Linked DNA regions of Homo sapiens: region 2 is linked to region 1. A link is a loop called in an ENCODE intact Hi-C map of the cell type or tissue named here. Cell type or tissue: endothelial cell of umbilical vein. All regions are shown on one strand. Links, peaks and the distances in the headings refer to the core of each region. The heading gives the core; the rest is flanking DNA.

The links. Peaks named below come from ENCODE experiments on the same cell type or tissue, not always from the same donor. Only the 100,000 strongest peaks of a DNase experiment are listed, where the experiment ranks them.
Region 2: a loop joins it to region 1, with 6 times the contacts of the local background. A loop is called at or near these places in 4 of 110 quality-filtered maps.

What each region holds. Positions count from the first base shown.
Region 1 is chr12:51,921,643-51,932,265 of GRCh38, reverse strand. ACVRL1 (activin A receptor like type 1) reads right to left here. Exons shown (of 10, transcript NM_000020.3): 10 at 8,905-10,623. Among named protein-coding and RNA genes, the nearest start is that of ACVRL1, 19 kb to the right of the region's middle. RefSeq lists enhancers at 7,584-8,415, 9,201-9,250. In endothelial cell of umbilical vein, for the core only: CTCF peaks have their summits at 5,337 and 8,660 (motif pointing right); DNase peaks (open chromatin) are centred at 5,335, 6,085, 8,495, 8,925 and 1 weaker place; H3K27ac peaks cover 4,463 bases.
Region 2 is chr12:52,018,062-52,028,684 of GRCh38, reverse strand. All of the region lies in intron 1 of LOC124902934 (a long non-coding RNA gene), which reads right to left. It also overlaps a transcript of NR4A1 not described here. Among named protein-coding and RNA genes, the nearest start is that of TAMALIN-AS1, 16 kb to the right of the region's middle. RefSeq lists enhancers at 2,123-3,060, 3,606-3,900, 3,061-3,998 and a silencer at 4,705-5,164. In endothelial cell of umbilical vein, for the core only: CTCF peaks have their summits at 2,893 (motif pointing left), 4,787 (motif pointing right) and 7,737 (motif pointing right); DNase peaks (open chromatin) are centred at 3,054, 3,724, 5,054 and 7,794; H3K4me3 peaks cover 1,802 bases; H3K27ac peaks cover 3,606 bases.

The sequences.
Region 1 (10,623 bases), core at 1,247-9,246:
AGTCCTCACAACCACCTTACATATTATCCCCATTCTGAATAGGAGGAAACTGAGTCCCTGGAGGTTCTGTTATGTTTCATGCCCAGGATCTGAGGCTCTGCAGTTGTTAATTTTTTTCTTTTCCCTCTATGGTCTTCAGGTTAATCACGGGGTAACATGTTATCATCCTTATTCTGTGCAAGGTAACGAGGCCTCTCTTAGATCTTATTTTCCAGCTCCTTCTCCAATCCCCCTTTCCATCTCCATCTATCTTGCTCTCCTCACCCCCAGGCACTCTAGTGAGCTTGCTCCATGTCCTAAAACGTATGCATATCCTTGCTAAGCATATAATGTTGTTTTGAATATGTATGCATCCTAAACTTATATAAAAGGCATTGTGTTATAACCCTCATTCTCTTTATTTGCCAATCCCATATTTTTAAGGTCTATCTATGTTGCTGCATATATGTGTGGTTAATTGCTTCCAATGGATGACATCGTATTCCGAACATTTTCTTATCTGTTGCCCTAGGGATGGACACCAAGGTTGGTTCCAGTTCCCTGCTACCACAAGCAACAGTGTGTTGAACTTCATCATGTCTCCACTTGTGGACTTGTATGAGAATTTCTAGGAGATACATGGTTGACCCTTGAACAAGGTGAGGTTTGGGGTGCTGATCTCCCATGCAATCAAAAATCTGTGTATGACTTTTGACTCCCCCACAATTTAATAATAGTCTATTGTTGACTGGAAGCCTTACTGATAATGAACAGTCAATTAACACATACATATGTTATATGCATTATGTACTATATTCTTAAAATAAAGTAAGCTAGAGAAAAGAAAATGTTAAGAAAATCATAAGGAAGAGAATATATATGTGTGTGTGTGTGTGTGTGTGTGTGTGTGTATATATACGTATATATATATATATACGTGTATATATATATATATATACGTATATATATATATATATATACGTATATATATATATATATATATATATATATATTTGAGATGGAATCTCGCTCTGTCACCCAGGCTGGAGTTCAGTGGTGCGATCTCGGCTCACTGCAAGCTCCGCCTCCCTGGTTCAAAAAATTCCCCTGCCTCAGCTTCCCGAGTAGCCAGGATTACAGGTGCACACCACCACGCCTGGTTAATTTTTTTTGTATTTTTAGTAGAGACGGGTTTTCACCATGTTGGCCAGACTGGTCTCGAACTCCTGACCTCAGGCAATCCACCAGCCTCGACCTCCCAAAGTGCTGGGATTACAGTCGTGAGCCACCGTGCCTGGCCAGAAGAGGAAATATATTTACTATCCATTAAGTGGAAGTGGATTATCATAAAGTCTTCATCCTTGTCTTCATGTTGAGTAAGCTGAGAAGGAGGAGGAAGAGAAGGGGTTAGTCTTGCTGTCTCAGTAGTGGCAAAGGAGGATGGAAATCTGCATGTAAGTGAATGCATGTAGCACAAACTTGTGTTGTTCAAGGGTCAACTGTATACCCAGGAATGGTATCATGAGGCCAAATGGCATAGGAATACCCATTTTTACTAAGTAATGCTAAAAAGTCTATGCCAGTTTATACTTCTACAAGAACTGCACAAGAGTTCTTATTCCCCCACACCCTTGACAACTCTTAGCATTATCCACTTTTCTCATTTTGCCATTTTGATGGATGTTAGTTGGTATGTCACTTACATGTACATTTCTCTGATTACTAGTGAGTTTGAGCATTCCATTCTATACTCGTTAGCCATTTGGGCTTCCTCTTTTGTAAATTAACTCTGCATGTCTCTCGCCTGTTTTTCTCTTGGGTCTTACTGATTTGCAAGAGTTTTTTATATATTGTAGATATTAACGCCTCAACAGTTTTAAGGACTGTAAATATCTCCTTCCAGTCTACCATCTATCTATGAGTTTTATTAATTTTTCAATGTTAAATATATATAGTGTATAATTGAAGAGTGAACTGATATAGTCATGTTCATATTTTTTTTTACAGTTTGCACTTCAAGGGTCTTCTTTTTTTTTGAGACAGAGTCCTGCTGTGTTGCCCAGCTGGAGTGCAGTGGCGTGATCTCGGCTCACTGCGACCTCTGCCTCCCGGTTCATGCGATTCTCCTGCCTCAGCCTCCCGAGTAGCTGGGACTACAGGCACCCGCCACCACGCTTGGCTAATTGTTTGTATTTTTAGTAGAGATGAGGTTTCACCATGTTAGCCAGGATGGTCTCCATCTCCTGACCTCGTGATCCACCCGCCTCGGCCTCCAAAAGTGCTAGGATTACAGGCGTGAGCCACCGGCGCCCGGCCAAGGGTCTTCTTTAAGTCTTTCCCCAACCTTGGGTCACAAGGATGTTCTCTTACACTTTCTTTTACTAGCCTTATAGTGTGGCCTTTTACACTTTGGTCCTTAATCCATGTGGAGTCCATCTTTGTAGACGATGTAAGGGAGAGTCCCAACTGCATTTTCTATCTGAACAGTGTTCCAGTATTTCCAACACTATCTAAAAAATCTGGCCTTTCTTCCCCATATTTTAACAGCTTTATTAAGATATAATTTACATACCATACAATTCATCCATTTAAAGCACATAATTCAATGACTTTCAGTATATTCACAGAACTGTAAAACCATGATCACAGTCCATTTTAGAACATTTTCATCACCCCCTCACAAAACCCTGTATTTTTTAGCCATCATCTTCACTTTTTTTCTTTTTTTTTTTGAGACAGGGTCTCACTCCATAGCCCAGGCTGGAGTACAGTGGTGTGATCTCAGCTCACCGCAACCTCTGCCTCCCAGGTTCAAGCAATTCTTGTGCCTCAGCCTCCTGAGTAGCTAGGATTACAGGTGTGCGCCACCACGCCTGGCTAATTTTTGTATTTGCAGTAGAGACAGGGTTTCACCATGTTGACCAGGCTGATCTCAAACTCCTGACCTCAGGTGATCTGCCTGCCTTAGCCTCCCAAAGTGCTGGGATTACAGGCGTGAGCCACAACGCCCAGCCTTCACTAATTTCTGATGCAACCTTTATCACATAACAGTTTTCAGATGCATATGGATTTGTTTCTGAGTTCTTTGTTTTTTGTTTTTTTGTTTTTAAGATAGGATCTCACTGTCACCCAGGCTGGAGTGAAGTGGTGTGATCATGGCTCACTGGAGCCCTAGACTCCCACCCGACCAGCGGGCTCAAGCAATCCTCCCGTCTCAGCCTCCTGAGAAGCTGGGACCACAGGCATGTGCCACCATGCCTGGGTAATTTTTTATTTTTTATAGAGACAGGGTCTTGCGATGTTACCCAGGCTGGTCTTGAACTCCTGGGCTCAAGCAATCCTCCTGCCTCAGCCTCCCAAAGTACTGGGATTACAGACATGAGCCACTGCGCCTGGGTGTTCCTGGGTTCTGTTTCGTTTTGTTTTGTTTTGTTTTTCAGACAGAGTTTTGCTCTTCCACCCAGGCTGGAATGATGTAGCATGATCTCTGCTCACTGCAACCTCCACCCTCCAGGTTCAAGCGATTCTCCTGCCTCAGCCTCCCGAGTAGCTGGGATTATAGGCACCCGCCCCCACGTCTGGCTAATTTTTGTATTTTTAATAGAGACGAGGTTTCACCATGTTGGCCAGGCTGGTCTCGAACTCCTGACCTCAGGTGATCCACCTGCCTTGGCCTCCCAAAGTGCTGGGATTACAGGCGTGAGAGACCGTGCCTGGCCTGTTCCTGGGTTCTTTAACATGTTCTACTTGTCTATTTGTCTACTTGTCTGGTACTATTCTATTTTTCTGTGACTTGTCTTATTGTCTTCTGGGGCAAGTCTCCCCCTTTGCACTTCTTCACAACTGACTTGGCCAAATTCACATTTCCTTTGACCCAGGAATTCCACTTTTTAGAATGTATCTTACAGAAATACTGGAATAAAGGAAAATAATGTATACACAAATTTATTCACTGCAGCCTTGCTTATAATGGCCCCAAACTGGAAAAAAACAAAACTTCCAAAAATAGGGGACTGGTACATTCAAAGAGTGGAATACTACACTGTTTTAATTTTCTGTAGGGACTAATTCTTTCTTTGCTGCCCAGGTTGGACTCAAACACCTCGGCCTCCCAAAGGGCTGGGATTATAGGCATGAGCCACCACACCCGGCCTTTATTTCTTTATTTTAATTTTTTTTTTTCATTCCCACACTACTCCAATGTAGATGCATTGGCTTTTGAATCATGTGAATGCATAACATAGTCAGAAAATAACCCAAAATAAAGAAAATTGACTTAGTTATTCATGAACTTATACTCTTCCATATAAATTTAGAATAAATTTGTCGAATTACTAAAACAACAGGTAGGCTAGGCGTGGTAGCTTGCACCTGTAATCCTAGCTACTCGGGAGGCCCAGGTGGGAGGATGACTTGAGGCTGGGAGTTTGAGGCCAGTCTGAGCAACATCTGAGTAAGACTTCTATCTCTAAAAAAAATTAAAAGTAAAAAAAATTAGCCAGGATGGTGACATGCACCTGTAGTCTCAGCTACCCAGGAGGCTGTCTCAGGAGGATTGTTTGAGCCTAGGAGCCTGTGACCGGCCTAGGTGATATAGCAAGATCCTGCCTCAAAATAAATAAATAAGTAAGTAAGTAAAATCCAACAAAACAGCTGGAATTTTGTTTTTGTTTTGTTTTGTTTTATTTTTTGAGACAGAATCTCACTCTGTCTCCCAGGCTGGAGTACAGTGGTGTGATCTCAGCTCACTGCAACCTCCGCCTCCCAGGTTCAAGCAATTTTCCCACCCCAACCTCCAGAGTAGCTGGGATGACAAGTGCCCACCACCGCGCCTGGCTAATTTTTTGTATCTTTAGTAGACATGAGGTTTCACCATGTTGGCCAGGCTGGTCTCAAACTCCTGGCCTCAAGTGATCTGCCCGCCTCAGCCTCCCAAAGTTCTAGGATTACAGGAGTGAGCCACTGGACCAGGGTAGAACAGCTGGAATTTTGACTTGGATAAAACCCTTTGCTCTTTACTCCTCTGCTCCTTCCACCAAGTGTCAAAAATGCAATGAGAGATGTGAGGGCCTGAAACCAGGATAAGGCCCTAGCTGGGTGGCAACCAGGACTGGAAAACAGTTAAATCAAGAAAATCTCCAAGTTGTATATGCTGGCTGTTGTTTTTCTGTTAAATGCTGGCCACTTAGAACCATCTATTCCACTTTTCTGTGTTTGTCTTACTGTTTTATTAAGGAGTTGCATCTCTGGAGAAGAGGAAGAAAGAATCATTGAATATAAAATCTTTAAAACATCTGTCCATGAGCAATGACTACTTAAAACACCAGTGGCAGGCCTCATCACCCACCTGGTGGCAGGTTATCTCAACTGCAGGCCCAGCGCTTTAGGACAACTACCTTTGTCAAGTTGAACTTACAAATCCAACACAAGAAGGGTGGTAGGGCCTGCCTCGAAAACTTGTTTGCTTTGTTTATTTTTCTAAACATCAGTTCAGCCTCTTGGCCTGAAGGATCATAGATTCCAAATTAGTAGACTCAAAATTAATGAGATTTTCCAGTAACAAGCTTGAGACTAAAATTAAGGAAAATGCACTAATTATAGACTATCTAGCCACCTAACCACCACTTGGATCCAAGCCTCTGGGAGGAGAGGAGGAGGGAAGAGGACGGTCCTCGATTAGACCTGCACTGGACTGTCCTTCCTCTAGGTGCTGCTGCCCATTTCCCTGGCCTGGGGCCTCCCAGCACCCAGTGCTTACTGCCTCAGGGCTCCCATCCTGACCCAGGCCAAGCTGGGTCCCTCTTCTGAGACCTGTGTAAGCCTTCAGGCCAAATTCCTGGAGACTATCAAATAGGGCCCATGGTGGAGGTAGGGGAATCCTTTCTCCTCAGTTCTGGGAAGTGGTATGAGGTGGGGGTGTGGAGTGGGCGGTTCTGGGAGAAGGAAGAGGGGTAGAAAAGGCAGACAAAATGCCCATTATACCCAAGCCTGTCGATTTCCTTTTTTCATGTCTTTATCAGTGTTTGTGACGGAGCTTCTTATCAACAGGAAACGCCTGCCTGAGGGGATGAGGCAGGTCCTGGGGGCTGGACATGGGACAGGGAATTCTGGGTAGTGCGTGGCGGCTGGGCAGCCAGACCAAGTGGTCTCCCCTTTCCCAGGACCCAGTAAGGTTCTCAGGCTCTTTGCCTTGGCATCTGGTGGATCCTTTGATGTACACAGGAAGACAGCACACCAGACATGCCCCAAAGCCAGAGTGTCTACAGGAGGGAGCCCTGGGTGGGGCTCCAGCCCTGACCCTCTGTGATCAAGGAAGGTTGCCAAACAGCTCAAGCTATAATATAGGAATTGTCTTTGCCCCTAGTCTCCACCAATCACCAATCCCCCTCCTTTCCAGATGAGGAGGCCGAGCAACTGGCCAAGGTCCCAGATAACTTAGTGACAGTCACCTCAACTGGCCCTTGTAAGTCTGTTTCTGCATCTGAGCCCTCAGAGGCTGGTGTGTGTGTCGAGCATCCAGGCCTGGGACAATGAGGTACTTGGTACAGACCTCTAGATGAAGAAGAGGAGGGGACTCCAGCACTGACTGACCTCCTACTGTGTGCCAGGTGCTCCAAAAATATTGATCATGAGACTATGATCCTTATCTCTCAGATAAGGCTCCCAGGAGAGGAACAGACTGCAGGTCAGATTTCCCAAGAGGTGAAGATCTAATCTTAGCGCTGAAAATAAATGCCCATGAGGGATGTCTGGGCCAAGCAAGGCTTTATGGGTGGCTGAAAGAAACAGGTTTATCTATCTAGACATCTTTCTTCAAACTGTCAGAAGACTGAATAGAGAAACAGGAACTGGCTGTTCTCCTGGTAGGAGAGGTGGGAAGGGTTTGTGCAGAACAGCAGATGGGTTACCTGACTTCCCATTCCTTACCCTCTTCCTATCAGTTGACCCTGAGCAACCAGATTCTGTTTCTGGTGATGCTGGTAATAAGGAAATTCCCTTGATTTCCCTGCCCATGTGTCTCCCTGGACAACCCCATTCTCCCCCTGCCTCACCATTCGCTCCTGCAGCTGGGGATGTAGGTCAGTAAGAGTGGGTGGGTGAGAAAGAACAGAGAAGAGACTCATCCAGACATGACACCCTGTAGGGCAGCAGTGACAACACTTTAACCTGAAAACTGCCTGAAAATAGACTGTGTGTCTATGACATTATGCAAATCATATGCAAAGTCAAGAAGCCCTCTGTCTCTATTTCGAGCAAACTGAATGTGGCCCTGGTGGAAGCAGCTCATTCCAAGAGTCGCCCACCCAGAGTGATGATTACACAGCTAGCATCAGTCCCAGCCCTGGGAGACTGGACGCAGGACATGCACCCCCCACTCCTCCCCCAGGACAGGGACTTCTAGGCGTGAGGACTTTGCCATCTCTTGGGCTGTTGATCTTAATGTTGGTGAGGATATGGAGGAAACAGCACCTTCCTTGGAGGCTGGTGCAAGGCAGGACTGAGGGAGGATGGTGCCTTGGAGGGTGGAGAGAAAAACTGTTGGTGAGGCCTTGGCAGGGGAAGGGGTGGCCCTCCACATCAAGGCTCATATTCCAGGAGCTACCCTCAGCCCCACTGTGGCATGCTATAGCACCTATCACCCCTCAGGGAGGGCCTTTACCACACAGATGGTCCTCTCCCTCTTTGTCTAGATAGGGAAATTGGGGCCTGGGGTCCCTGAGGAAGTCAGGGCAAAGCTGCAGAGAAGTAAAGTGAGCAGTAGGTTTTTTTCCTCCAAAGGCAGGCAGGTTCCCTGAGGTCTACTTGTAGGCAGGGGCTCGGACGGGGTGACTTCCCAAGGGCTCTTCGCAAGAACTGGAGAGCAGTGAGCCAATCTTGCCGCAGATCCTGCTCAGCGTTCACGTACCCCTTTCTCTGCAATTTCCCCACTGCCCTTCTCCCCACTCTCCCACCATAGCCTGGACATCATGGGGAGGACGTAAGGACAGAGTCTGGCAGGCACAGGGGAAGGGGAAAGGCTGCCTTTGCTGGATGCTAGCAACGCTCCTATTTCGTCAAAGCTGGTCTGAGGCCGGGTGCCCGAATCCTCTGGGAAGGCGCTGTGTTGTTGGGGGATCCATGAACCCAGGGTAGGAGGTTCCAGGCATGAGGCCGCCTTGGGGGTGCAAGGGACCACAAGGTCATCTGTGGTGTAAGGTGTACCCTTCCTATGTTTCCCTAAGAGGGCGTCTAACACGAAGGCACAGATTTTCTAGGCTGGGCAGTCCCATGGGCCAGGACCCTCTCAGCTTCTTTTAGTATCTGCCTCCCCCACAGCATGTCCCCGCCCCGAATTTCCGGGTGTGAGAATGGGATGTGTGTGTGAAGTGCCTTCTGATCCCAGGACAAGGTAGGTCCCCAGGGAAGGGGATCTTCCCATGCTGGGAATGGGGACTGACTCCTGGCAAGATGGGGACCCCATTTGAGAAGGGAAGTGAGAACAAGGAATTGAGGAGGGAGGGTCCAAGCTGCCGGTTCGGAAGCAGAACGCTCTTCGCTAGGTGTGGTATTAGGGGGACAGTCCCTGCAGAACAGCAAGTCAGTGAGCACACAGACGTTGGCCCCCGGGTGCGGGGAAGGCTGCCCCACCCTGCCGGGAAAGGCCCCGCGGTCCCTGTGTGGGGATGGGAGGCGGCCGCTGGGCAGCCCTCGGCCAGCAGAGGGCGACGTGGCAGGTGCGGCGACTAGGCTGCTCCCAATCTGGGGTAGGAACTGAGATTTGGGCCCCCGCGGGGGTCTGAGCAGGGGCGTGAGGAAACTGTGACCTGTCTAAGGGCAAAGCTGGGCGTGTATCCTGGGACCCTCTTCTCCCCGGATCCCTCTGGTTTTATCTGGACCTCTGCGACGGGCCACTGCAGAGGCATCGGCCTGGGAAGACTCCGGAGCTCAGGATTTAACCATGGTTTATTGCAGACCTATTGTGTGCCAGGCATGAGCCCAGTGCTCCCACAAACAGCGTCTCCAGGTACGAGAAGTGTAATTTCGACCCTGGAACACCTTCCTGCACTCAGACAGAAGCATGTGCAGACTGCTCTCAGCAACGCCACCTCCTTCACTCCCTGGCCATTGGGCCCCCTTCTCTCTACCTGTCCCCTGTCACTCCACTTCCTGCCCCAGGCCTTCTCTTAGGGATTTTCCAGGCTTTGGGGAGCTGCTGCTTTCAGTTTCTGGCTGTGGGGTCTCAGCAGGAGTTTGTTCCAAAACCCAGTAGAAATAAAATCCTTCAAGAGGGAGATGATTCGTGGGCTGGGTGGATTCCAGTGACCAGAGGACGTGCAAACTCTGCCCTAATGATCTGGGAACCTAGCCCATCCATTGAGCTTTCTGTTTTCACCCAGTTTCACTTCCTGGTTCTCTTCCGAGCCTTGCACAATGCTGGGAGACAGGCCTAGAAAAGTGCCACCATGAGGATGGTGGAAGACACACATAAGATGCCGGCCTGGGGAGGCTACTCTGGGTCATTACAGCAGGAGCGGGGAGAGCTTTCTTCACTGCCCTGCCCCTAGGCTGAGGACGACTAAGGCCAGGTCTTCCCAACCTTGGGGCTGTCCTTGTCCATAGCCTGAGTCTCCACCCCCGCTCCTTATATTCCTCAAGCTCCCCTCCAATCCACTTCCCTGCAGCCCACTTCCCTGCACCCAGGGACCAGGACAACCTGCTCCATACGTGAGCATACATACATCCTTGAAATTTCCAAATGCCAAACTTTCTGTGTGTCTCTCTAGAGCCATTGAATTCTCCTGAGACACACTCTCTGGGCCTGGCCAGGGGTGTGGGCCTGAGCCAGGGGCCAGTAGGGGAGCTGGAGCCTTCTTGGATGGAGCCAAATTTCTTTTGAGCCTTGGAAGCCTTGGAGGAAGCCGCCCTGCAGTCCTGGGGCAGAGAAGACTATGCCACAGAGAGGGCGAGGGGCTGGCTTGTGGTCAAAAGGCCCAGAGCTGTCTGAGCCCAAGGGTGGCCACTGGCATGGTTTTAGGCAAGAACTGGAGCTTGCAGACTTAGACTAGGAGGTGCTCCAGACACTCCTTGAGTCAGGTAAAGTTATTTTCAAACCCCCATCTTGAGGCAAATTGCCAGGGGCTGGAGCATAAGGAATAGATGAGACTGAAGAAGTTAGCTGTGATATAGGCTGAAGTGTCAGAGAACTAGAGCTAAAGAAGCCTCAAAGGACATCAGGACCAAATCTTCCAATATGTAGATAAGAAACAAAGGTCCTGGCCAGGCGCGATGGCTCACACCTGTAACCCCAGCACTTTGGGAGGCTGAGGTAGGTGGAACACCTGAGGTCAGGAGTTCGAGACCAGCATGGCCAGCATGGTGAAACCCTGTTTCTACTAAATATACAAAATTAGCCAGGCATGGTGGCATGTGCCTGTAATCCCAGCTACTCGGGAGTCTGAGGCAAGAGAATGATTTGAACCTGGGAGGTAGACGTTGCGGTGAGCTGGGATCATGCCATTGCACTCTAGCCTGGACAACAAGAGCGAAACTCCGTGTCAAAAAAAAAAAGAAGGAAAAAAGAAAAGAAAAGGTCCTGAGACAGGCCTGCTTTTGTCACATGGAGCAAACATCCGGGGTCAGACCTGGGTCTCTTGACACCCACTG
Region 2 (10,623 bases), core at 1,426-9,425, 96 kb before region 1:
ATCCACCCACCTCGGCCTCCCAAAGTGCTGGGATTACAGGCATGAGCTACCGCGCCTGGCCTGGTCTTTTTGTCTTTTAAGCAGGTATCTTTTTTGTTTTTTTGTTTTGTTTGAGACGGAGTCTTGCTCTGTCACGAGGCTGGAGTGCAGTGGCTCAATCTCAGCTCACTGCAACCTCCGCCTCCTGGGTTCAAGCAAGTCTCCTGCCTCAGCCTCCCAAGTTGCTGGGACTACAGGCATGAGCCACCACGCCCAGCTAATTTTTGTATTTTTAGTAAAGACGGGGTTTCACTATGTTGGCCAGGATGGTCTCGATCACTTGACCTCATGATCTGCCTGCATCAGCCTCCCAAAGTGCTGGGATTACAGGCGTGAGCCACTGCTCCCGGCCCCTTAAGCAGGTATCTTAAAGGCACAGAATTGGCATGGCCATAATCATTCATACTTCTCTCTTCTTTTTTTTTTTTTTTTTTTTTTTTTTTGGAGACAGGGTCTCACTTTGTCACCCAGACTGGAGTGTAGTGGCACAATCTTGGCTCACTGCAGCCTCAACCTCCTGGGCTCAAGCGATCCTCCCATCTCAAACTCCCGAGTAGCTGGGACTAAAGGCACATGCCACCACGCCCGGCTAATTTTTGTATTTTTTGTAGAGACAGGATTTCATCATGTTGCCCAGGCTGGTCTCAAACTCCTGGACTCAAGCAATCCTCCCACCTCAGCCTCTAAAAGTGCTAGAATTACAGGTGTGAGCCACCGCACCTGACCAACATAATAATAATTCTTAACATATGATCACCATATGCTGGGAGAACGCCCTCCTACACTCCTGAGCCTAGCCACGTTACTCTCAGAAGTAAGGGTGTATGTGCCTAGTCCCTGGAGGGGTGTGTGGCTCTGCCCTCTGCAGTGGGCATCAGAGTGTGTGGGTGCCCCCCTGTGCCCAGGGCCACCAGTTCAGTAACAGAGTGGGCCGTGAAACAGGAGGCATGGGGATGTGGGTGGAGTGCAGCCCTGGAATGACACCTGCAGCCCCCACGTGCACCCCGAGTTTCTCAGGCTCCTCTTCCTCTTTCCTTGCGGGCCCTTAGCACAGGACTCAGAGCAGCAGAGCTCTCAGCCCTCCCAGTGCTGACTGTCTGCAGAGATCCAAGTGCTTGCTCTGGGCAAGGCCCTGGCTCCCAGCATCCAGAGGCTGCCAGTGGGCACAGCGTGGCTGGGAGCTGCCTTAGCTGCTCAGGCTTGGGAGAGGGACCATCCTGCGGGCACTCGAACCATAAATGTCCAGACACAGAATCACATCAGAGCCATCCTCAGCAGACCAGGCAGGGCTGCCTCCCAGGGAGAGCTGGGTAACCCGAGCTGCTGGCAGGCCCTCAGGTCACTTCAGGAGCACAGGGCGGTCAGCTGATGCTCCTGGGGACCATTCATCACGTCTCCCAGCCCAGCCGGTACAGCCTCAGCTATTTCCAGGCCTGGGTATGCAGCAGCTTATGTAACGGGCTGGAAGTCAGGGCTGGGCTAAGGGGCACTTGTGGTAGGGATGGGGCTGCTCCCACCTCCCACTGTAAGGCCCACCCCTCAGTCCCTAGTCTCCCTATGGAGATTTGTGGGGGGCCCACAGCTCTGGCTGGAATCCCTGTGGACAGCCACTGTGCCTATCAACACACCTCTCACTTCCTGGCCAGAAGATGCCTGGCCATCTGCGGTCCATGGAGTTGAGGCCACCAAGCAGCCTCTTCCTCAACCCCATCAGCCCTGCCCAGCCTCTGTGCTCTCACCTTCCCCTCCCCGCTCAGAGGAAGAGTGGGTATGTCTGCTGCTGCCCTCCGAGAGAACCTGTGCACATTCCTGAAGCCCCTCCTAGCTCCTGCAGGCCTAGTTTGGTGGGTGGTTAAGCTGGGCTCAAATACACATATTCCCAGTGTGGCTTTAGGCGGGCTTTGTACATCTGCTAAGCCTCAGTTGCTTGTTTGGGAAATGGAATGATAATAACAATATCTCCCTTTTGGTGTGGCTGTGACTGTGGGGCTTTAAGAGCACATTCCAGGAGGCAGATTGCCCAGCCCTGTCTATCTATGTGGCCTTGGGCCAGTCACTTAAGCTGTCCGGGCCTCAGTTTCCTTGTGTAGAACGGGACAGCGATATGACCTACCTCCCTGAGTTGTTGTGAGGATCCAGTGAGTTTTTATGCATAAAGCACTTAAAGAGTTCCTGGCATGAGGTCAGCACCATGTAAGTGTTGGCTATAATTAGACAATGTTTGGAGATCACTTTCCTCTGCCTTGGCTCCTAATAAGCTCTTGGTGAAAGGTAGTTGTTATTTTTAACTTCTTCGTTCTCCTTCACTGTCTTAATTCCCACCTTCATTTAGCCTTGCAATTTCCTTTAAATACCTTATCTTCTCCCCTCGTTTGTTGTCAATCTGCTGCACTACCAATAAAGGCGTGCATAAATTATATTTGTCCCATGTTTACATTCATAAAACATTTCCCATGCACTCCTGTCCCAACCTCACAGCAAACGCGTGAGCGAGCAGTGCAGCTCATGTCATTGCCCTCATTTTGAGAGCCCGGGACAGGGTGTGATCTGTCCAGAAGCATCAGCTGCTCAGGGGTGTGTCCAAGCCACCAGTGAGGGTATTCCGACCTTGGGCACCAGAGCACACCGGATGATGCACCCAGGGCGTGCCAGCTCGCTGCTGCCAGGGCAGATTAGCGCAGGGGGCCCTCCTGCTTCCGGTCCCAGCTGTGGGAGCGCCCACATTATGGGAGGAGAGGCCTGTGGGCTTTTTAAATACCTCCCATCCCAGCAGGATCCCCTGCGGCCCCCAAGTGCTGTACGGTGGTGCCCTCTGCTGGTAACAGGAGGTACTGCTACCTCTTATAAGGGAGGAAGGTGGATCCCTTCACATTTACGCAAAAAGCTAGCCAAGGCCGGCTATGTGCCAGGCCCTCTTCTAGGAACCACAGAGGAAAAGAACCTCGGAAAGCCCTGGCCTTTCATGGAGGTGTCTTCTATGGGAGGGATAAAGACAAAAACATTTATAAGAGAACGGCACATAACGAGAAGTGCAATGAAGAAAAACAGAGCCGGGTGAGCTGCTAGCGAATGATAGAGGGCGCTAGCGATACGGAACGGCCAGAGACGGCTTCTGCGAGGAGGCGACAATGTAGCAGGGAACTGAGCGAAGCTAGGAAAAGAAAGGCCCCTACCCGGGGAAAGGCCATGGAAACACAGGACCGGTGGGAAGGCGCTGAGATGGGGAAAGTCTGGGTACGCCGGAAGAACAGTGAGGCCCATGTGGTTGAGGGCAGTGCCGAAAGAGGCCTGGGGCGGTGGCTCACCCCTGTAATCCCAGCAGTTTGGGAGGCCGAGGCAGGTGGATCACCTGAGGTCAGGAGTTCGAGACCAGCCTGGCCAACATGGCGAAACCCCATCTCTACTAAAAATATGACAAATTAGCCGGGCGTGGTGGCGGCCGCCTGGAATCCCAGCTACTCGGGAGACTGAGGCAGGAGAATCACTTGAACCCGGGGGACGGAGGGTGCAGTGAGCCGGGGTTGTGCCATTGCACTCCAGCCTGGGCGACAGAGAGACTCTGTCAAAAAAAAAAAAAAAAAAGCAGCAGTGAGCAAGGTCCGAGAGGCGGAGGCCTCCAGCTCCTTCCTTACCACGTGGTGCATGAAGAAGGCAGAGCTCGTGCAGTCTCAGGAAGCAAAAGGAGAGCCCTAACCAGCATGCACTGGGCTGTGTGCGGGGCCTCACCGCTGCCTGTGAAGTGGGTATTCCTGGCATTACCACCATTTTGCAAAGGAGGAAACTGAGGCTGAGGAAGGTAGAGGTTGTGTGGTTTGCTCAAGGGTGGAAATATAAAGTCACAGAGCAAGAACCTAAATCCAGGTTTGTCTGACTCTAGTTTTTTGGTTGTTTCTTTTCTTTTTGGTTTTTTGTTTTCTTTTTCTTTCTTTCTTTTCTTCTTCTTCTTTCTTTCTTGTGACAGGATCTCACTCTGTCACCCAGGCTGGAGTGCAGTGGCCAGTGGCACAATCACGGCTCACTGCAGCCTGGAACTCCAGGATTCAAGCGAGCCTCCCATCTCAGCCTCTCCAGTAGCTGGGACTACAGACACTCAGATCATTTTTAAAAATTTTTTGTAGAGACGAGGTCTTGCTATGTTGCTCAGGTTGGTCTTGAACTTCTGCTCAAGAGATCCTCCGGCCTTGGCCTCCCAAAGTGTTGGTGAGCCACCCCTCTGGCCGAATCTGGGCTTTAAAACATAAGTTAAGCACTTGGAGAGAGAGAAAAAAAGGCAGCACAGAACAGCACGTAGAGAAGGGCCACAATTGTATTAAAATACGTATATGTATATTTTATATTCAGAAAAAAGGCTGAAAGCAATCCACTGCATGTGATAATCTCTGGAGGTGACTTATGTTTTCCTTCCACTGTGGGGCTGGGGCAGGGAGAAGGATGGTCGTCACCCCCGCAGAAGGCAAAAGACTGCCCTTAGCGTTGATAACAACCATACCTCACACTCACAGGCTCCTTCGCGGTTACAAAGGGTCCTTCTTCACTGCTGAGCGTTTGCTCCTCACCACAGCCATTTCACAGGAAAGGAAGCCAAGCCTCAGAGAGGCCGCGACTCTCCCTCAGATAGCCCGTGGCACGGCTGGGGCCAGGACCGACCTCTGCACGTTCCGAGTCCTGCAGGCGCATTTCCAGGAGAGAGGAGAGCTGGCAGAGAGGTCCAGGGGGGTCCAGGAGCCGGGCCGGGGGCGAGGTGACGAGTGTGGCCGTTCCCGAGTCTGCCGGCAGAGGGCGCCGCCGCCCCGCAAGTCGGCCAGGCCACGCCCCCTACCAGGACCCGCCCCTTTGCAGCGGGGAGCCACAGCACCCTGTGAGGAGCGGCTCGGCAGGCTGGGGTTCGAGGCCATGGGGATGAGAGGACGGTGGACGGGCTGGGCCGGGGCAGGAGGAGGAGCAGCAGGGGAGGGGCTGGGCCGGGGCAGAAGGAGGAGCCGCAGGGGAGGTCACCGGCGGGCCAGGGTCTGCGTGGGTGAGGGGTTGAGAGTGCAGAGGCGCCCGTGTCTGCGGCTGGGAGCGCGAGATGGAGGCGGGGTGGGGGCGGGCTAGTGCGAGGGGAAGGTCCCGGTGTGGCGGGCGGCGGTGCGCTACGGCGCCAGGACTTCCTGAGGCGGCGGGACTAGCTGCCTCGGGAGGCGGTTACTCACTCCGGCGCTGCCACCTGCTTCCTTCCCAGATCCCAGCAAAGCATAACCCCGAGGCCCCCTCTGCGCTCCCACCCCACTCGCGGCGGCGGCACGCCCAGGAGGGAGCTCGCCTCTGCAGCTCAACCCACAGCCTCGCGGCCCCGGGGTGGGCGAGGGTGGAGAGGGAGGGCGGTGCCCGGCGGACTCCACCCGAGCCGCACCGCCAGCCCCCAACCGCCGCAGTCTAGCCCAGGCCTTGAAGGCCAGCCTGCAGCCTCTTGAGCAGCGCGTGGGGCTCCAACCCCCAGCACCTCCACCTGTCCCATCTCTCCAAGCTGAGCCCCAACTCTGGTCTAGACGGGAACCCGTGAAAAGCAGACTCCGGCAGGGATCCCCTGCCGGCTGTGCGCCCCAGCCCCGCCTCCTCTCCATTCCGCTCGCCCCTGAGCACTGGCGATACCCAGCCAGACGACAGGGGCTGGACAGTGTGTTGAGCCCCACCCCCATCTCCTCCCTCGCCGCCACCCATACCTACCTCCAACCAAGGCGAGGACATAGATGTGTCAGCTAGGATCCCTGCCCTCTAACAGCTCCCAGTCTGTAGGGAGACGGCCACCATCCATACCAAAGCTTACACCAGGAAGCAGAAAGTGGTTCCGGGCCAGTGGGAGGCACAGGTCCTTAGCTCCCCAAGAAGACACAGCCTCAGGGGGCCGAGTTCGGCCAGTATTTAGAGTCCCAAGGATCTGTGTGGGAGGGAGCTCAGAGATCTCCAGAATTATCTTCAGTCAACATCCTTTCAATAAAGACTCACTAAGCACCTAGGGTGCTTTAAAAATACCAACGCCCCAGCCCACCCTAGAACTCCTGGATCAGAATCTCAAGGGGGCCAGGAGTGGTGGCTCACACCTGTAATCCCAGCACTTTGGAAGGCCGAGTTAGGAGAATTGCTTGAGCCCAGGAGTTTGAGACCAGCCTGGCCAACATGGCGAAACCTCTCTCTACAAAAAATACAAAAATTAGCCTGGGGTGGTGGCCTACGCCTGCAGTCCCAGCTACTCCAAACGTTGAGGATCGCTTAAACCCAGGAGATTGAGGCTGCGGTGAGCTGTGATTATACCACTGCATCCAGGTTGGACGACAGAGCAAGACCCTGTTTCCTGTTTCTTTTTTTTTCTTTCTTTCTTTCTTTTTCTTTTTCTTTTTCTTTTTTTGAGACAGAGTCTCGCTCTGTTGCCCAGGCTGGAGTGCAGTGTCCCAATCTCTGCTCGCTGCAACCTCCACCTCCCAGCTTCAAGCGATTCTCCTGTCTCAGCATCCCCAGTAGCTGGGTTTACAGGCATGTGCCACCACGCCCAGCTAATTTTTATATTTTTAGTAGAGACTGGGTTTCACTGTGTTGTCCAGTCTGGTCTTGAACTCCTGACCTCAAGTGATCTACCAACCTCCCAAAGTGCTGGGATTACAGGCGTGAGCCACCGCACCCAGCTGACCCTGTTTCAAAAACCAAAAAAAAAAAAAAAAACAGAAAAGAATTGCAAGGGGGAGGGGAAGGGTAAAAAGAATGGCAAGAGTAGGAGTATGGCCCTATCTGCTGTTAAATGTCCCCCACCCTACTGACTGCTGTAGCTGCCAGCCACTGGTCTTGCCTTATTTGCCCAGAGACCACACTCCTCAGAGAGAGTGGCTCCAGCCAAGCCCTCAATTAGAGTGAGATTTGGGGGGCTCCAGAAGAAGATGCTATGTATGCTGGGACCTGGGTGGGCTGTCACTCTGTGGGTTGCTGAGTGGACCAGATCAACTGTGAGTCACTAAAGGCTAAGTGACTCTGTAGGGGAGCAGCTGGGAAAGAGACCCAGAGGCAGTATTTGCATTTTTACTTTTTGCATAAATTTATATGTTCTCCCCACAAAGGCCAACTCCAAGATGGATCACTGAAGCTTAGGAGGTGTCCCTGAAAGCAAAAATTCATATGTCTTAGGCAACCTGGTGGCCTCCTGCTCCTGGGAGGTCCCCATATTGATTGCATGCAAGACACATCTCTAAAAATAAAAATAAATTATAAATAAATAATAAAAACACTCTTGCATCTTGCTGTTGAAAAGTATGTTTCCTCTCCACTATCAACCCCAGTCCATGAGCTTTCATACCACACAGGGTTCTGTGCAGAGAAGGTCTGTTGGTTGGAGTCATTTAGTCATTTAGTTAGATGTTCTGAACTCAACTGTTCATTCATTCATTCAGACGTACCTGCCTTCGATCAGTGCTGGCATGAGATGGGGTTCACTCCCTTGGGAGCCCACAATCTGGGTGGTGGAGTGAGGAGAGGCCCTGGGACCAGAAGCAGTGGGAGGGTGTCTGAGCACTTCAGATAAATGATTGTGGGGTTCAGGGGAGGCTCCACTTTGTACAAGCGTGCAGCAGGCTGAGGAAGGGCTGAAGAGGTGGGCTCTAAGGAGGGAGGGAGGCTGCTCCCAATGGTTGGCTGATGGGAGAGCCCTGCTCTGTGCCCCTCTCCACCTGGTATGGTCCCGGCTCCCCACCAGGGGTCAGCACACTGCTGCACTCTGGCTGTTTTACTCTCTTGAGGAACTCTCTTGGGTTTCCGTGGCCCCTCCAGAGCCCTCAGCTTCCTTTCTGTCTCACTTCTCTGAGCCCATCACTCCCCACTTACGGTCATTTCATCCACCTGTCGGTGCAGGACCAGGCAGCCTCCCAGCCAGCCAGCCTGACGTCTCTCCTGAGCTGGGGAATCCCACAGCCTCCCTCACTTCCCAGCCTCATGAGCTTGGGCTGGGCAGCAGAAGGGGCCTCCTGCTGTCCTTCCTCTTCTCCTGCTGCCATTCAGCGCAAGGTCTCTGGTTTGGTTTCCAGGGGAAATGGGAGGGTCCAGAGGTTCACTCCTTCTAATAAGTTTTCCCACATGTGTTAGCAGAGCTCTTCTCCAAGCCCACCTCCCCTGTTTTGTGGACCCCACCAAGTCTCCAGAGCCCCCCTATGCTCCCCTTAGATGGGAATGCTCTCCCTCCCTCCAGCACAGCACCTGCATGCATGGAACCGGGAACTCTCTGGGCTGGCCCCTCCTCCTACTGCTCCCTGGCAAACCTTGGACCTGCTCTTTCGGGTCCTACCTCTCATATACCTCATATACCCACCATGCCAATACCACTTTTTCCACAGGCGAGGCCCCTAGCCTGAGAAGTTCAGCTCATTACTCACCATCTCTTCCACCCTGTCCTCACACCCCTTCCTCCAGGAAGACTTCCTTCTCACCACCCTAAGCTATAGAGACAAACAGGCATGAGAGCATCCTGGCCTTGCCAGGCGCCAGCTATGCTGCCTTAACCTAATTCTCAGTCTCTTTATCTGTCAAATAGAGAGCTTTCAGATGTACTGTGAGGTCTCAGTAAGGTAATGGATGTGGAAGTGTTAGCCCAGCACATAGGGACACAGAAGTCACCTATCCTTTTCTTTTTTTTATTTTTTGAGACGGAGTCTCGCTCTGTTGCCCAGGCTGGAGTGCAGTGGTGCTATCTCGGCTCACTGCAATCTCCACCTCCCAGGTTCACGCAATTCTCCTGCCTCAGCCTCCCAAATAGCTGGGATTACAGGCATCCATCACCACGCCTGGCTAATTTTTGTATTTTTAGAAGAAACGGGGTTTCGCCATGTTGGCCAGGTTGTTCTTGAACTCTTGACCTCAGGTGATCCACCTGCCTCGGCCTTCCAAAGTGCTGGGATTACAGGCATGAACCACCACGCCTGGCCACCTATTCTTTTCTTGTGGTGCAGCTGCCACCCCCACTGCCCACCCCCGAGCCTGATGATGGGAACCTGCCCTTGCTAGGCGCACTGGCTGCTTCTGCAGGGCTCTGTGGGGACCTCAGACCAGAACCCTATCAGCAGGGCCATGTCCCTCCCCTGACCATGCATGAAGCCTGGAGTGGAGGCCTCTGTCCTTCCCTGGAATTGTTGGGAGCCCCTTCTGCCCTAGCATGGGGGAGGGGCTCCCACAGAGTTCCCTGAGGCTTTGAGAGGAGCAGAAGGCTGGTGGGAGGCAAAGGAGGGGTGGCAGGGCAGGGGAAATACCGACCACACAATATTCTGAGTCCCTGCTCCTTTTCCCATCCACCCCCACCCCCTCTGCCAAACACGATCCCTGGGTTAATTTTTAGCATCGCAGCTCGCACATTAGTCACTCCCTGTCACCCACCTACACGGCAGGAGGCTGCTGTGCTGGTGCCGTCATCCCATCAGCTGAGAGGTGGGATCTAGCCCCGCCCTGGGCACCCCTCACCCTCCCCTATGAACTCACGGCTGGCCAGGAGTCCCCATCAGCCTGGGTGAGGGGGCACCGACATCACTCCTGGGAATAGCTACATGGCAGGGGGTGGGGACAGACTGGTGGCCAAGGGACTTGGACTCTCTACTCGGAGGAGAAATCTAGGGAGGCCCCTGCAGCCTTCCACCCCCTGTAAGGTGCCAGGCTATGCCCAGGCAGTTGGTTTCCTGGCAGCCTTGTATCTGGGAACAAAGGTGTGAGGGGGCCCCTCCCCTAGACCTGAGCCCCTGGGAGCCAATATTTGTCATCGTCACAGAGCAGCTGTTAAAACAGGGAGCTTGGGGAATCTCCATTTTCTTAATCAAATGTCCTCCCTTCCTGGGACTAGGGAGGACAGGGTGGCCAGGTGCAGGTGCCCTGGCTGGGGCCGCCACCCAGCCCCAAAGGGATTTTCAGAGAAGGGCCTACAGATGCCAGCTACAGATGGAGCAGAAGAGGGGCTGTCTCACCCAGCCCCTGGGGCTCAGAGGTGGGGAGGTGATGGTTACCCCTAGGCAGGGTTGGCCCCAAGGAGGCATTCACTCATCAGCATGAGTTAATAGAGCCCCTCCTGTGTGCCAGGCTCTGTTAGACCCTGGAGGTGCAACTTCAAACAAGGCTGGGTTCCTGCCCTCACAAAGGCAAGACAGAAACAAAAGAAGTCAGTGTGATTCCCAATTGGGAGAAAGTGCTATGAAGTAAAAAAGAATAGACAGGCACGGTGGCTCATGCCTGTAATCCTAGCACTTTGGGAGGCCAAGGCGGGTGGATCACCTGAGGTCAGGAGTTCGAGACCAGACTGGCCAACATGGCAAAACCCTGTTTCTACTAAAAATACAAAACTTAGCTGGGCGTGGTGGGCGCCTGTAATCCCAGCTACTCAGGAGGCTGAGGCAGGGGAATTGCTTGAACCCAGGAGGCAGAGGTTGCACTCCAGCCTGGGTGACAAGAGTGAAACTCTGTCTCAAAAATCAAACAAACAAACTAACAAACCCAGAAGACTCAAGATAAAGAATAATAGGGTCGGCAGGGCGCGGTGGCTCACACCTGTAATCCCAGCACTTTGGGAGGCTGAGGCGGGCAGATCATGAG